Regions from separate parts of the Homo sapiens genome. Here region 1 is linked to region 2. Evidence: chromatin contacts called from ENCODE Hi-C or POLR2A ChIA-PET data. All regions are on one chromosome and are shown on one strand. The core of a region is the stretch at or near the end of the contact, and the rest is flanking DNA. Distances in the headings are between cores, read along the strand shown. Region 1 holds the start of DARS2 (aspartyl-tRNA synthetase 2, mitochondrial). Region 2 holds the start of MGST3 (microsomal glutathione S-transferase 3).

The links. Hi-C counts contacts between places; a loop is a spot of excess contacts on that map. ChIA-PET counts read pairs that join two places held with the same protein, here RNA polymerase II (POLR2A). Pooled maps may share reads with other maps.
Region 1: a loop to region 2 is called in a map of naive thymus-derived CD4-positive, alpha-beta T cell, with 22 times the contacts of the local background. The contact joins the promoter of DARS2 here to the promoter of MGST3 in region 2. A Hi-C loop is called at or near these places in 1 of 168 maps with a recorded cell type or tissue (naive thymus-derived CD4-positive, alpha-beta T cell) and 2 of 50 pooled maps. POLR2A ChIA-PET finds 5 or more read pairs at or near these places in 1 of 52 experiments (OCI-LY7).

Annotation. Positions count from the first base shown.
Region 1 is chr1:173,821,249-173,827,727 of GRCh38, reverse strand. It overlaps DARS2 (aspartyl-tRNA synthetase 2, mitochondrial), which reads right to left and starts at 3,055. Exons shown (of 17, transcript NM_018122.5): 1 at 2,372-3,055; 2 at 942-1,041. The coding sequence starts at 2,498. It overlaps CENPL (centromere protein L), which reads left to right and starts at 2,845. Exons shown (of 6, transcript NM_001387287.1): 1 at 2,845-3,516; 2 at 3,709-3,802. RefSeq lists enhancers at 1,160-1,673, 2,315-2,832, 2,539-3,098, 2,833-3,351, 3,329-3,568.
Region 2 is chr1:165,627,968-165,633,832 of GRCh38, reverse strand. MGST3 (microsomal glutathione S-transferase 3) reads right to left here and starts at 2,599. Exons shown (of 6, transcript NM_004528.4): 1 at 2,540-2,599. RefSeq lists enhancers at 1,925-2,094, 3,148-3,678 and a silencer at 2,525-2,764.

The DNA of each region.
Region 1 (6,479 bases), core at 1,806-4,305, 8.2 Mb before region 2:
GGTACAGAAACCCTCTTCAGATTTGGGTTCAGGAAACAGTCACTAAACTTATGGGAAAAATATCCACCTACTTGGGACAAACTTTTTTTTTTTTCCTGAGACGGAGTCTCGTTCTGTTGCCCAGAGTGGAGTGCAGTGGCGCAATCTCAGCTCACTGCAACCTCTGCCTTCTGGGTTCAAGCAATTCTCCTTCCTCAGCCTCCTGAGTAGCTAGAATTACAGACGAGCATCACCCCGCCTGGCGAACTTTTTTTGTATTTTTAGTAGAGACGGGGTTTCATCATATTGGCTGGGCTGGTCTCGAACTCCTAACCTCGTGATCCGCCCGCCTCGGCCTCCCAAAGTGCTGGGATTACAGGCTTACACGCCAGGCTGGGACATATTCTTTAAGAAGGTCATATAACCTATGTATTTTGAATCTCTTCCATGTGAATTAATGTTCTATTCAGGCATGTTCTGGAATAGAGAGATGAACAACAACAAAAAATGGGCTCTGATCTTAAGGAATCACTGTTTATGTTTCTAGGCTTCTTCTCTACCTACATGGAATAAGATGAGCTTTTCCCCCATGCTATTGGAGTTTAACAGCTGGTTTATAGGAGGCTGGCCCATTTTTAATTACTGGTTATAGGAACTCTTCAGTCTTAGTAAGCCCAGTATCATTTCAGTCCACTGGTGGATCAAGCTTCGTTGTTATACCCTTCAACAGATGTTACTGAGATGTACCTACTGAGAATGACATTTGGGTCTTTCAAAATGTCTACTGAGAATGACACTTGGGTCTTTCAAAACTAAAACAAAGTTGAAAATTCAGTAAGTTCTTAATCCTGCAGGAGTTGCAAAACGTTTTATTCTTCGGACTGGTTGTAAATTAGTAAAGGTTTGGAATTGCCCTGGGAAAACCACCACCATGCATTCTTAGACTGTCTTTCTCAATTTACCTTCGGTACTGAATCCATCCACACAAGGTGACTTCTTGGCCTAAGTGAGACGAACGCAACTCTCCACATGTGTTGGTCCGGACAACAAAGCTACTGAATTCTTTAAAAAAAAAAAAAAAAAGAAACTTTAAAAGGCAAGATTAAAAATACATCACTTGCAGGTTGCTTAAAAATGAAAATTCTCAAAATATATCTTAGGTATGTCAGGGCTACAGGGGAAATTTATAAAATAAAATAAGTCAGAGTATGTAATTTAATTCATTCACTATTAAATTTACCTGCAAATGTGTCAAAAGCCAAGTGAATAACTGAATGTAAATTTCTGTCTTGTGTTAGGAAATCAAAATTTTTTTGATCTTCTAGCATTTGCATTGACCTAAAATCCTAATTACCCAATTCTTAATATTGCACATTTCTTCCTCAAATGAAATAGGATTTTAGAAACTGCAGAAATGGACGGTGTAGGAACTATTTAGCTTTAGTATGAATCTAGTGTTTAACAGCCACTTGTACACTAGAAAACACTATTATAATTCTGTGAAAAATGATTTTTTTTTTTTTTTGAGATGGAGTCTCGCTCTGTCGCCCAGGCTGGAGTGCAGTGGCGCGATCTCGGCTCACTGCAAGCTCCGCCTCCGAGGTTCACGCCATTCTCCTGCCTCGGCCTCCCCAGCAGCGGGGACTACAGGCGCCCGCCACCACGCCCGGCTAATTTTTTTTTTATTTTTAGTAGAGACGGGGTTTCACCGTGTTAGCCAGGATGGTCTCGATCTCCTGACCTCGTGATCCGCCCTCCTCGACCTCCCAAAGTGCTGGGATTAACGACGTGAGCCACCGCGCCCGGCCGAAGAAGGATTTTTTTAAGGCATCAACCAAAAGCAGAGTATTCTATATATTACGTGGTTACCTTTTTGTGGTCTTTCTAAAAACTCAGGGAAAAAAAACTGCCGTATAATGAATATAATGAGAGTGAATTTCGCTTCTACACATAAGGCTATCCAGTTAAGAACAGGGGAAAAGCCGGGCGCGGTGGCTCACGCCTGTAATCCCAGCACTATGGGAGGCGGAGGCGGGTGGATCACGAGGTCAGGAGATCGAGACCATCCTGGCTAACACAGTGAAACCCCGGCTCTACCAAAAATACAGAAAAATTAGCCGGGCGTGGTCGCGGGCGCCTGTAGTCCCAGCTACTCGGGAGGCTGAGGCAGGAGAATGGCGTGAACCCGGGAGGCGGAGCTTGCAGTGAGCGGAGATCGCGCCACTTCACTCTAGCCTGGGCAGCAGAGCGAGACTCCGTCTCAAATAATAATAATAATAATAATAATAATAATAATAATGGGGGAAAAAATGAAAAATGGAATAAAAGCTCTCCGGCCGTAGATAACAGGCTGAAGTACTGTTCATAGGATAGATCTCTTCGCTATTTTCACCTGGAATTCTCCTCTGTGAACTCTGCAACAGACTTCTGTAGAGAGAACCCCAGATCGGTTGGGTGGTCCTTCTGATGGGTCTGGATAAACCCCTGTACAGCTGACTTAACCAAGAAGGGAAGTACATGTTGGAGCCACACGATGGCGAAAAACAATCACGAAATCCCACGCTGCCGGTAGTTAAAAGTCAGTTTTGGAAATACACAGAAATCCCTTAAAATTCCAGGAGTTCCCACTCTCTTCTCGAATATTTAAGGCCTCCTCCGCACAACATTGGAGTACACGTGTCTAGAAACAAGACAAATCTCCAAGGTCTCTGGGGTGCTTGCTGGGGTGGAGATAAGGGAAAGACCTCTCCCTGAGTCTTAAAGCATCAGTCTGCACTTCTACTCAACAAGTCGGCAGCCAAAAGTGACGACGAGAGAGCGACTCCACGTAGCGGCGCCAGGCGCGAGCCCAAGACAACCAGAGGCGGTCACAAGGTATACGCCCTTCTCCTCTTTCCACGCTTCTCGAGAGGCTCCCGCGGCCAGAACCGGAAAACAAGGAGTAACAGTCGCGTTTCAAATCTCGCAGACCTGCTGGCCGATTTCGAGTCTTCTGAAAGAGGAAGGCGAGCAAAGCCAAAATTCTCCCAGAGCGCGAACCCAAACACAGATCGCCGCTGGGGTCCAAGCGCCCTTCAACTCCGCCCGCTAGTGCCCAAGATTACCGGGAAGGAATTCAACGAATCAGTGGTGAGGTGCCGCCGCCATGCCTACTACGGGCGGAAATTTGAGAGAAAGCTTCGCACCGGTAGGAAAACTGAGGAGCAACCGAGCACGATTGGAAAGGTTGACGATAGTGGTTAAGTGGCTCGGCCTTGCCCTCAGTTAAAATGGCAATTTTAGTTGCTTCACTGATACGGAATCGGCGAGGCGCCAAGGAGGCTTCCTGCGTGGGGCCGCAGAGCGAGTCGGGAAACGATTTTAAACTGAAGAGGCGGCGGAGGGCCGAATTCCCTTTTCTCAACGGCTTGATTTCAGAGCTGGGCTGGTCTCTGACAGGCTCAGCTGGAGAGGGACGGGTTGGGACGCACTGTCCTTTTGCCCTTCCCCCTCCGCGAGCAGAAGCTGACTCCGCAGGAGCGAGGGTCGCAGAGCTGGGTGAGCGGAAATGTCCCTCCCAGAGTGAAGTCGCAGGGCCCGCCCCGCGTCTGAGGGAGCGGAGGTCTTCCTGGGTGCGTTTGTGTCTCTTGTGAACCCACTTGTGGAGCGAGAGGGAATTTGGGAGGGCCAGGGGTTAGTCTGGCCTCTGTCTTAGCTGTCATTTTGGCGGTTTTTTTTTTTTTTCTTCAGGGGATTTCAGTCTCCACATAGTTTTGGAGCCGGACTTTTGAAGAATGATTCGTGAATCCGGAATGGGTGACAGCGTCATCACGGCATTTTATTGGTAAAGATGCTTTGTATTGGTCCCGGACCTGCTTTAACTTTGTATTTGCCCTGTTGTGTGGTCATTATCTTACAATACTTGCGTGTTGAGGTGTGTTTAAACACTACGTGCTTAACACTGGCTAAGTATTGGCATTGGGGCGGTTGGATTTAGGTATTGGTGGCAATGTAGAAAAGTGATCAAGTCAGAGCCCCTTCACGGACTAATCACAAGAGAAACAACAAAGCTTTACTTGTGTGCTGTGAACCACAACTGCAAGTGGAATTGTCAAGAGAACTAGCCCTGCCAAGCTCAGGAAAACTTCTGAGGAGATGGCACATGGAAAATGGATAAGATTTACTGAGACAAACGGGAGTAGAGAAGTGTTTTTAATTGGCGATAAGGTGAATAAAAAGGCAGGGAGAACAGTAGAGTGATCATCTGTCTAGAGTAGGGGGTGCATGTTTGGGTATAGGGCTGTCATTTAACCTCTTAAAGAATTGTCTACTGGAACTTTCTTCACTCCCATCCCCCCACCCCCCAATGTTGTATACAAAACCTTAGAGGAAGTGTATGCAGAATGTTGGATTTTGGAAAGGCTAATGTCGATGGATCTTGGGGAAGAACTGAAGTAGTAGAAAATGAACCTGGATAGGATCAGATAATAAGATCAAATACAGTAGTGCCTTGAAAGCCAGACAGGAATTCTGATTTGACTTCATATAGATGTGTGGGAACTGTTATGGGATCTCAAGCAAGGTAATGATAAAAGTGGTGACAATGAAAGACTGATGATGGATTAGGGAAAGGGGCTAAGATTGGGAACAAGATAAGTAGCTATAATTGAGAATGAAAGTGAAGCCCACATCTAAGAGGACAAGTGTATATCTTTTTAAGAAATATGTCAGAGGCCAGGTGTGGTGGCTTATGCCTGTAATCCAGCACTTTGGGAGGCCAAGGCAGGCGGATCACCTGAGGTCAGGAGTTCAAGACCAGCCTGGCCAACATGGAGAAACCCCATCTCTACCAAAAAATACAAAAATTAGCCAGGCGTGTTGGTGCATACCTGTAGTCCCAGCTACTGGGGAGGCTGAGGCAGGAGAATCACTTGAACCTGGGAGGTGGAGGTTGCAGTGAGCCAAGATTGCACCACTGCACTCCAGCCTGGGAGACAGAGTGAGACTCTGTCTTCAAAAAAGAAATATGTGAGAATTTGATGATAAAGTTAACAAAGTTAACTTTTTAGATGTAAAGGTGATGTTGAAGGAAGAGTAAAAGATGATGAAAGTTTTTTTAGTGGGGAAAGAAAATGAAAAGGAAGAATGGAATTATTACTGAGCAAAACAGAGTACAGTAGTTGGCAAAGAAAGATTGAATAAGATGTGAAGCGATGATTAGTTTTGAACTTAATGAGTTTGACGGAGGTTGGAAATGCAGGACTGGGTTGCAGCTGTAATGGTCTGAAGACAGAGATTTAGGAGTCATATAGAATGATTATTTTCCTATGTAGAATGAATGATTTTCAGAATCTGGGGCCACCTACTATTGGAACATGAGGAAAAAAAAAGAATCAGTAAATAAATTGGAACTATAAAAAGTAAGGAGGAGAAAAGCCCCTAAAAAATGGAATGTCAGAGGAAACAAGGTCCCAGAAAGTTTAGAGGAGTAAGGATGAACAAACTTGATGAACAAAGTATTTGGCCATGGTTTTGGCAAAAACAATGATCTTCGAAAGTACAGTTTCTTTGTAGTGATAGATGGAAGAAAGAGATTGCTGAAGATTTCTAGTAAAATATTTATTAGTAACTGGAGGCAATAGGTGTAGACGACGTTTCCAGGAGATTGGTCTCAGAAGGAATGAGACGAATTGGATTTAAACACAAATTTTTAATGTTAGAAATACTAGAATATGCTTGGCAGTGAAAGAAAAGGATCCTGTATAGGAGTGATTAAAGATGATAGAGATGTGAAGTACAGCCTGGTTGTGGTGGTGCACGCTTGTAGTCCTAGCTACTCGAGAGGCTGAGGTGGGAGGATCGCCTGAGCCCAGCAGGTGGAGGCTGCAGTGATATCAGGCCACTGCACTCCAGCCTGGACAACAGAGTGAGACCCTGTCTCAAAAAAAAAAAAAAAAAAAAAAAAGGCTGAAGTACACAAAGGAGATGGTGTCCAGGGGAGATACAAGTAAGAGGACCTCTTTGCTTCCGATTGGAAGGAAGAGTATTGGGACAGTAATATATTGAGCCAAGGTATATTAATAACCTCTGGATTATTGTGCTGGGCAAAAATTACACATTCTTGAGTGTGAGATGAGAAGGTAAAATAAGTATAAATCATTTGCTAATCTTTAATTCGTGGATTGGGCTATTTTACGTTAACATTAAATACACAATTGACATGTTTTTTCAAAACCATCCCTCTTAGTGCTGATAGTCTTTTTCTCACCTACATTTATTGCTAGACTTTTTAAAGTCACCTAGACTTTAAAATCTTTTTGGGATTCATAGCATTTCTCTTTTAAGGAGTCAAATTCAGCAGGGCTTATGTTGCCTCATAATTGATCCCTGTTTAAAAGGCAACGTGAAAGAAGTAGCTAAGTGCACTCATTGCAGAGTTAGACTGTCTGGATTCAAATCCTGACTCTTCCACTCTAACTTGTTGACTTTGGCAAGTTACTTAACTTGTCTGATTTCCTATT
Region 2 (5,865 bases), core at 1,350-3,849:
TGGCATTACATAGGAACCAAGAGTCATTGAGAAACTAAGCTATGACTTCCAGAAGGAAAAAAAAAAATCTCGAATGAGTCACATTGACACCACTTGGTAATTTTCTATTACAAGAAATGCAGGCAGACTGTAGTTAATTTGTAGCAGCTGCTGAATGCCCGTTAGGGTACCAACCACCCCAAAGGAAGGAACCACCTAGGCTGCTGGCTTTTGCCTGAAACAGGGGTTCGACCTTTTCATGCCTGTCTACACTTAGAATGAAGCTGTGGTACAACCGCTCCCATTGCTTGCTCATTTATTTATAAAATAAAATATCACTTACTTATTTTTAAAGGGTGGAATAAAAAAATAAAAAAATTAATTTTTGCTTTAAAAAAATAAAAAAAAATGAAGGGTGGAAATAAGGCAACTAAATCGTAGAACGCAAGTTCCAGTTAATGAACAGATCAACTCTAGAAATAACTCAGAAGGTAACAGCAAGATCTATGATTCTAAAGGATAAAATCCTTAAAGGCATTTGCAAATGCATTTGAAAGATAGTACAATTTTCCTGTTGCCTAATTACAGCGTTTCTCCTCAGAGGCAGGTAGGCAGGTAGGTACTGTAAGAGCGAGTGACAGAAACTCAGGAATTTTATTTTACATAGCGATAATCTACTTGCTGCTAACTGCTAAATTTTTTGTTCAGGAAGATGGTAAGCTTACAGTAGCATTAATAAATTGAGCTGCAAAAACCGTAGCAGTATATTCTTCGAAACAAATATTGCTTTAAAATGCTAGATGGTTCATGGTCAATTGTGGTCGGTAATGGTGTTCTAAATATAGATTCAGAAGATTTAAGTATAAACATAGGGCACAATATGTTTAAATACAGATAGATGTGCAGTAGGCACTGAATTGCTTTTGACAGATTGATTTGACATCCACCTCATTCCAGACTGCTCCAGGGGCTTTTTAGCATTTCTCTGAATAGTGGGTAAAGCCCTTCTTTCCTGTATGTTCCTTCTCGGTGCTAATCTCCAGGCGAGGAGGATCTCTTCCAGGATTGTGTCTTTTCAGAACTCTAAGCCAACAGGAAGAAATCTAAATAAAGCGGAAGGCTGCCCTTCTCCAGTTTTGTTCCTTAATCTAAGGAGGCCCCTGTAGCGCAGTTTCTATAGTTGGCGACAGTCTCCCTGCAGATTTATATATAGTAACATTGGTTAAAAAAAATCACTTGACAAAGTTTTCTATTTCCGTAACATTGTGTCAGGAGGGAAGCTTAACGGAAAGTCTTCCCAGGGATGAAAGTATTTGTTTCTATTTTATATGTTAGTTTTAACTCCTTAAATTCATCTCCTATGAGAATAAACATTCTTGATCTGACTCAATGTGCTCTCTGAATTCACTGAAATAAAATATAGCCTGTAACTCTGACCAATAACCTGGGGTGCCTCCCAGAACTGCTGGCTCCAGGTGATCTACAGATTTCCCAAGAGAAGCGCTGCAGCTCCTACCCACCAGCAATCTAAAATCTGCAGCAATTCCGCAGGACCACACCTAGGCCCAACAGCACATACCTGCAGAGCCGGAAGCGCCTTCCCCTCCAGGGCATCTCCTGTCCCCAGGGAAGGAATTAAAGTTCTAACCCCTGCCTCTCCTTCTACCCATCCTAGTATCTGCTTTTCCTTTACCTCGTCTTCCACACTTACTTGCCCCCGACGCTATTATGTAGCTTGTAAACTCGTGACTCTCAAGGAAAGTATCAGCAGAAGCCACAACTTCGGGGAATGACTCACTAAGGAGTCTCCAGCGCCTTCCACCGCCCTGCAACTGCCCCACTACTGTAGCCCTACGGCTCCGTGCTGCCACCCCACATAAAGAAGGGGCATTTTCTGAAATCCAAGGAAGAACCTGAAGAGTCCCCCACCCGCCTAGAGGCGTCTCTTGCTCTAAGTCAGCGGTAGGAAATGACCACCTTCCCAGTACAAATGGACAAACGATTCTAAGAGGCAGGAGGAAAACAAACACAATTCCTTCAGAGGCTCTCCCGACCGTCCCTAGCAACACATCCCCACCGCAGCGGGTGCATTGCTCACAGGCCACTTCTGAAACCAGTGTTACTGATCAGGCCTGCACAACCACTCCCCCGGCAGTGTCCGGCTCGCCATCCTCTGCGCCGGAACAGCAGAGGGCAAGGTCGGGTGGTCTCCGGAAGGCAGAAAGGTGCCCCCAGACTGCAGAGCCCGGGGACAGCAGGAGAGGAAAGGAAGGAATGGAGGAAGGGTTGACCTTGAGAATTTTCCTGAGTTACACATAAATAGGTCGGGCCTCGCTTAGACGCTCCCAACCCACTCCACCAGGGAAAAGATGCAAGGCAAGGGGAGAGCAGAGAGGGTGGAAATTCAGATCGCTAATTTACTGATAAGGGTGGGGGGAGGTTAGAGACAGCGGGTCTCTATTCAGCTCGCATAGGCTGAAATATGGGAGTGCCCTGCGCAAAGGCTGAAGTGCCCCCGGCGGCCCGGTGCTCGTGGCTGCCCGCAGGTGCTAGCACTCACCTGGATCACCTTCGAACAGCTGGAGCAGAACAAAACTGCGCAGCGCGGTGTGGGTGCGGCGCCCTCGCCTGGGGCGGGGCTAGATGAGGCCAGAAGCAGGCCCCGCCCCAGCCGACCAGCGCGCGGCCACGCCCCCAAGGCGGGGCTCCTGGCGCTGGCGCGCGCTGTCTAAGTTGCCAACTCAGGGCCACTGGTTGGGAGGTGGAGGCCTAATTTTCTTCCTGCTCATGGTCGTCCAGCGATTTACTCCTCTCATTCTCAAAAACATATATCTACTCCCCCAGGTGCCTTCGTGGCCATCTTCCTAAACTGTCCCAGCCAGGTCATACCTCCCGGATTGGGTTTGCAGAACAGTGGGACGTGAATAATTTGTCCCCAGCAGAGCCACCGTAGCGGTTTTAGGCGCTCTGCTGTAAGGGCGAAGCACGGGCATGCAAGGCGCGTGCGCGAAAGTAGCCGCGCCTCAATCGATGTGTCCCTGAGGCGCGTAGCTGGGGCGTGGGCGGCGCTTGGTGTCCCAGGTTGCTACACTCCCGAAGTGAATGGATTTATCGCTGTTAGGGCCTTTTTGTTTAGGGCCTAACAAATATTGTTAGTTTTGCCGAGAGCTGGCGCCGAGCCCTGCCCTCGTGGTGGGCCGTACCCACGCCCCCTGAGCGCGGAGTCGCGTGGCTCCGGAGTTTTGTTTTTTTGAAAGGAGTCTCCCAATTGTCCGTGGAGTTTTTTTTGCGGCACATGGAGTCTCTGCCTTCGCGACCCAGACCTTTGATGTGAACACCTGCTCCCGTTACGCTCGGGTCCAGCGTCCGGGGCGGGGCTCGAGGCCGGGTGGAGGAGGGGTGGGGGCGGGGGTCTTGGTCTTGGGTGAGACCTGCAGATACGGTCGGGCTGAAGGAGTAGAACTGGCTTCTAAATGCCGGAAAATCCGAAGGAACTGACTGCAGAAGGCACGTTTCCAATTTTCGCGTGTTTTAAGTGCACCCTCCCGCCACCTCTCCTCTGGACATCCCTCATCCTTTTGAAGATTGCCACACCTGGGCCCCTCCTAGAGTCTCCTCTTTGGAGGATTCCTCACCTCCGAGAGAATGCTTAGGAACCCACCTGAATGATTCCAAGTTAAGGTGTGGAAAGGCAGAAATCTAGATTTTTGAAGGCTCTAGGTTATGTGTGTGTTTCTTTTTATTGGGTTGTCATATTTGCACATCTAGAGGTACTTTGAGAGCTCATTAAATCTTTACTGTTGCTGTTTCAGCAATTTCCAACCATTCTCATACTTTCTGTCATGTTGGGTTTCTGTCATGTTGGATGTAGAGAGGGCTTTGTTTTGCTTGAACATTGAAAGGAAGTAAGTTAGGGAGACAGTTTTGCATTATTGAGGCAAGTTTCTCCACTTGCTGGCTGTTCTACGTAAGAAGTCATTCCAAGGTGGTGGAAGGGATGATTCAAAAATCAGGAGCGGGGATGCACCTTGCACCCTCATTTTACACCGGAGACTGCAGTCTCAAAAAAAATTTGGCCTCTTCTTTGCCAGTTATCTCTGACCACAGACAAGTACTTAACCACTGAGGACCTTCTTTTAAAAATCTTATTACAAAAGCAGTATTCCTTTATATTAGAATTTTCGGAGATACAGAAAAGCCCACAAAAAAATTACATACACACACAATAGAATCATACTGTATATTCTGTTTTGTGGTCTGCTCTGTTCACTTCATAAAATGTAAACCCTTTTTTTGCTTTTCATTTCTTTTTCTTTTCTTTTGATACATAAACCAGAGTGTCACTTTATTGATTTGCAACTGGGAACCTAAGTATGTTGTGGACTAGAAAACTCCTGTCATGCACTCAGTGTATTTTTTTCATGTAGGACGCTTTTCATTTCTTGAACGGTTCATGCTGCAACATTATTTGGCAATCAGTGCATGTCTTTTCATAGCATGGATGTACCAATCCTCTTGCTGGAGTTAGCTTGCTTTCACTTCTTTCCTATTGCAGTGTACAATCTTGTAGATAAATCTGTGTACGTGCTTATGATTTCTTTTTTTCACTGAATTCCTTTGCAGAGGAATTTCTAGGTTTTGATCTCTGTCAATAAGATGCACTCCAGGAAGAGAGTTACAGTCCTCTCCCACACTGGATATTGGATATCATTTTCTTCCATCTCTCTAAAGGGGAATAAGACCTTTCTCACAAAGTTATTGTGAAGTTCAAGTGAAGTGAGGACAAAGTGCTACACAAAAGTCCTGCCCTTTTGTCTCAGGATAATATATTTTGCAAGTCCTATTGAGGTGGGAAGTTAAAGAAAAAATTAAAAAGAGAAGTAAGTTTTCCTGTATTAGGCTGACTTGTTCCAGAGGCAGCAATGGGCACAGCCCAGACCCAGGGAAAGTCTTGATAATACTATCTAAGGAGCCAGGACACAAAGGAATGTGCTCTGGAGACTCTCCCAGCACTCCCTCCACATAGGGAGAAGAAAAACAAATTTTCCTTTGTTTTATGGTATGAGTTTATGAAAATTCCTGTTCTCTGTAACTGGTGACTTCAGGTATTCTGTTTTATCTAAGCAGTAGAGTGAAGGTCATAAACTGTCTGAGCAGGCCACCTGGACGCTATAGTGAAGGTCATGGAATAAGCCGTGCTAGGCACTAGGCAAACCTAGATAATGGACATCTGGGTTGCATAGCAATGGTCATGTGTAATCCTGAGTTATGAACCTGTTACAGTTTAATTAACTGTCTTTGTCCTGCCTCTGTATCCCTGCTTTCATGCCACTGTAAGCCGGCTTCAGGCTGGTCCACACCCCTTTTTGAGGTGTGTATAAAAGTCAAGTGCTGTCTTTGTTCTGGGCCCGGTCTTTGGATGTTAAGTCTGCTGGGTCTGAGTGCACTCAATAAAGATATCCTTATGTATATACCCCAAGGCCTCTCTCTGGTCCTCCTGATTCCACAACACTATTACAACAATATAAATTATGGATATGTAACACTTGCTCAGAAGTTAGTCTGTACTTAACTTCAGTCACCATTAATTCCTTCTCCATTTACAATCTGGCTTCTGCTTCCAAACGTCATCTCACACTGCTCTCTCAAAGGTCACCATTTGCCTTGTAAACGCTCTCTATCCTTGGATTCTCAGACATTGCTATGTCATGATTGTTTTCTTTGTTGCCTCCTTTCCTGGTCCCTTTTTGTCTCCCTACCTCTTAAAATGTGTTCAAGGCTCTCCAGAGTGCTAGCCTCTATTTTTCCCCCTCATTCTTCTATGAGTCGTTTCTTTGACTCTCCCTTAACAATTTCCCCCGTTTCTGTGAATATTTTGGTTGTCTA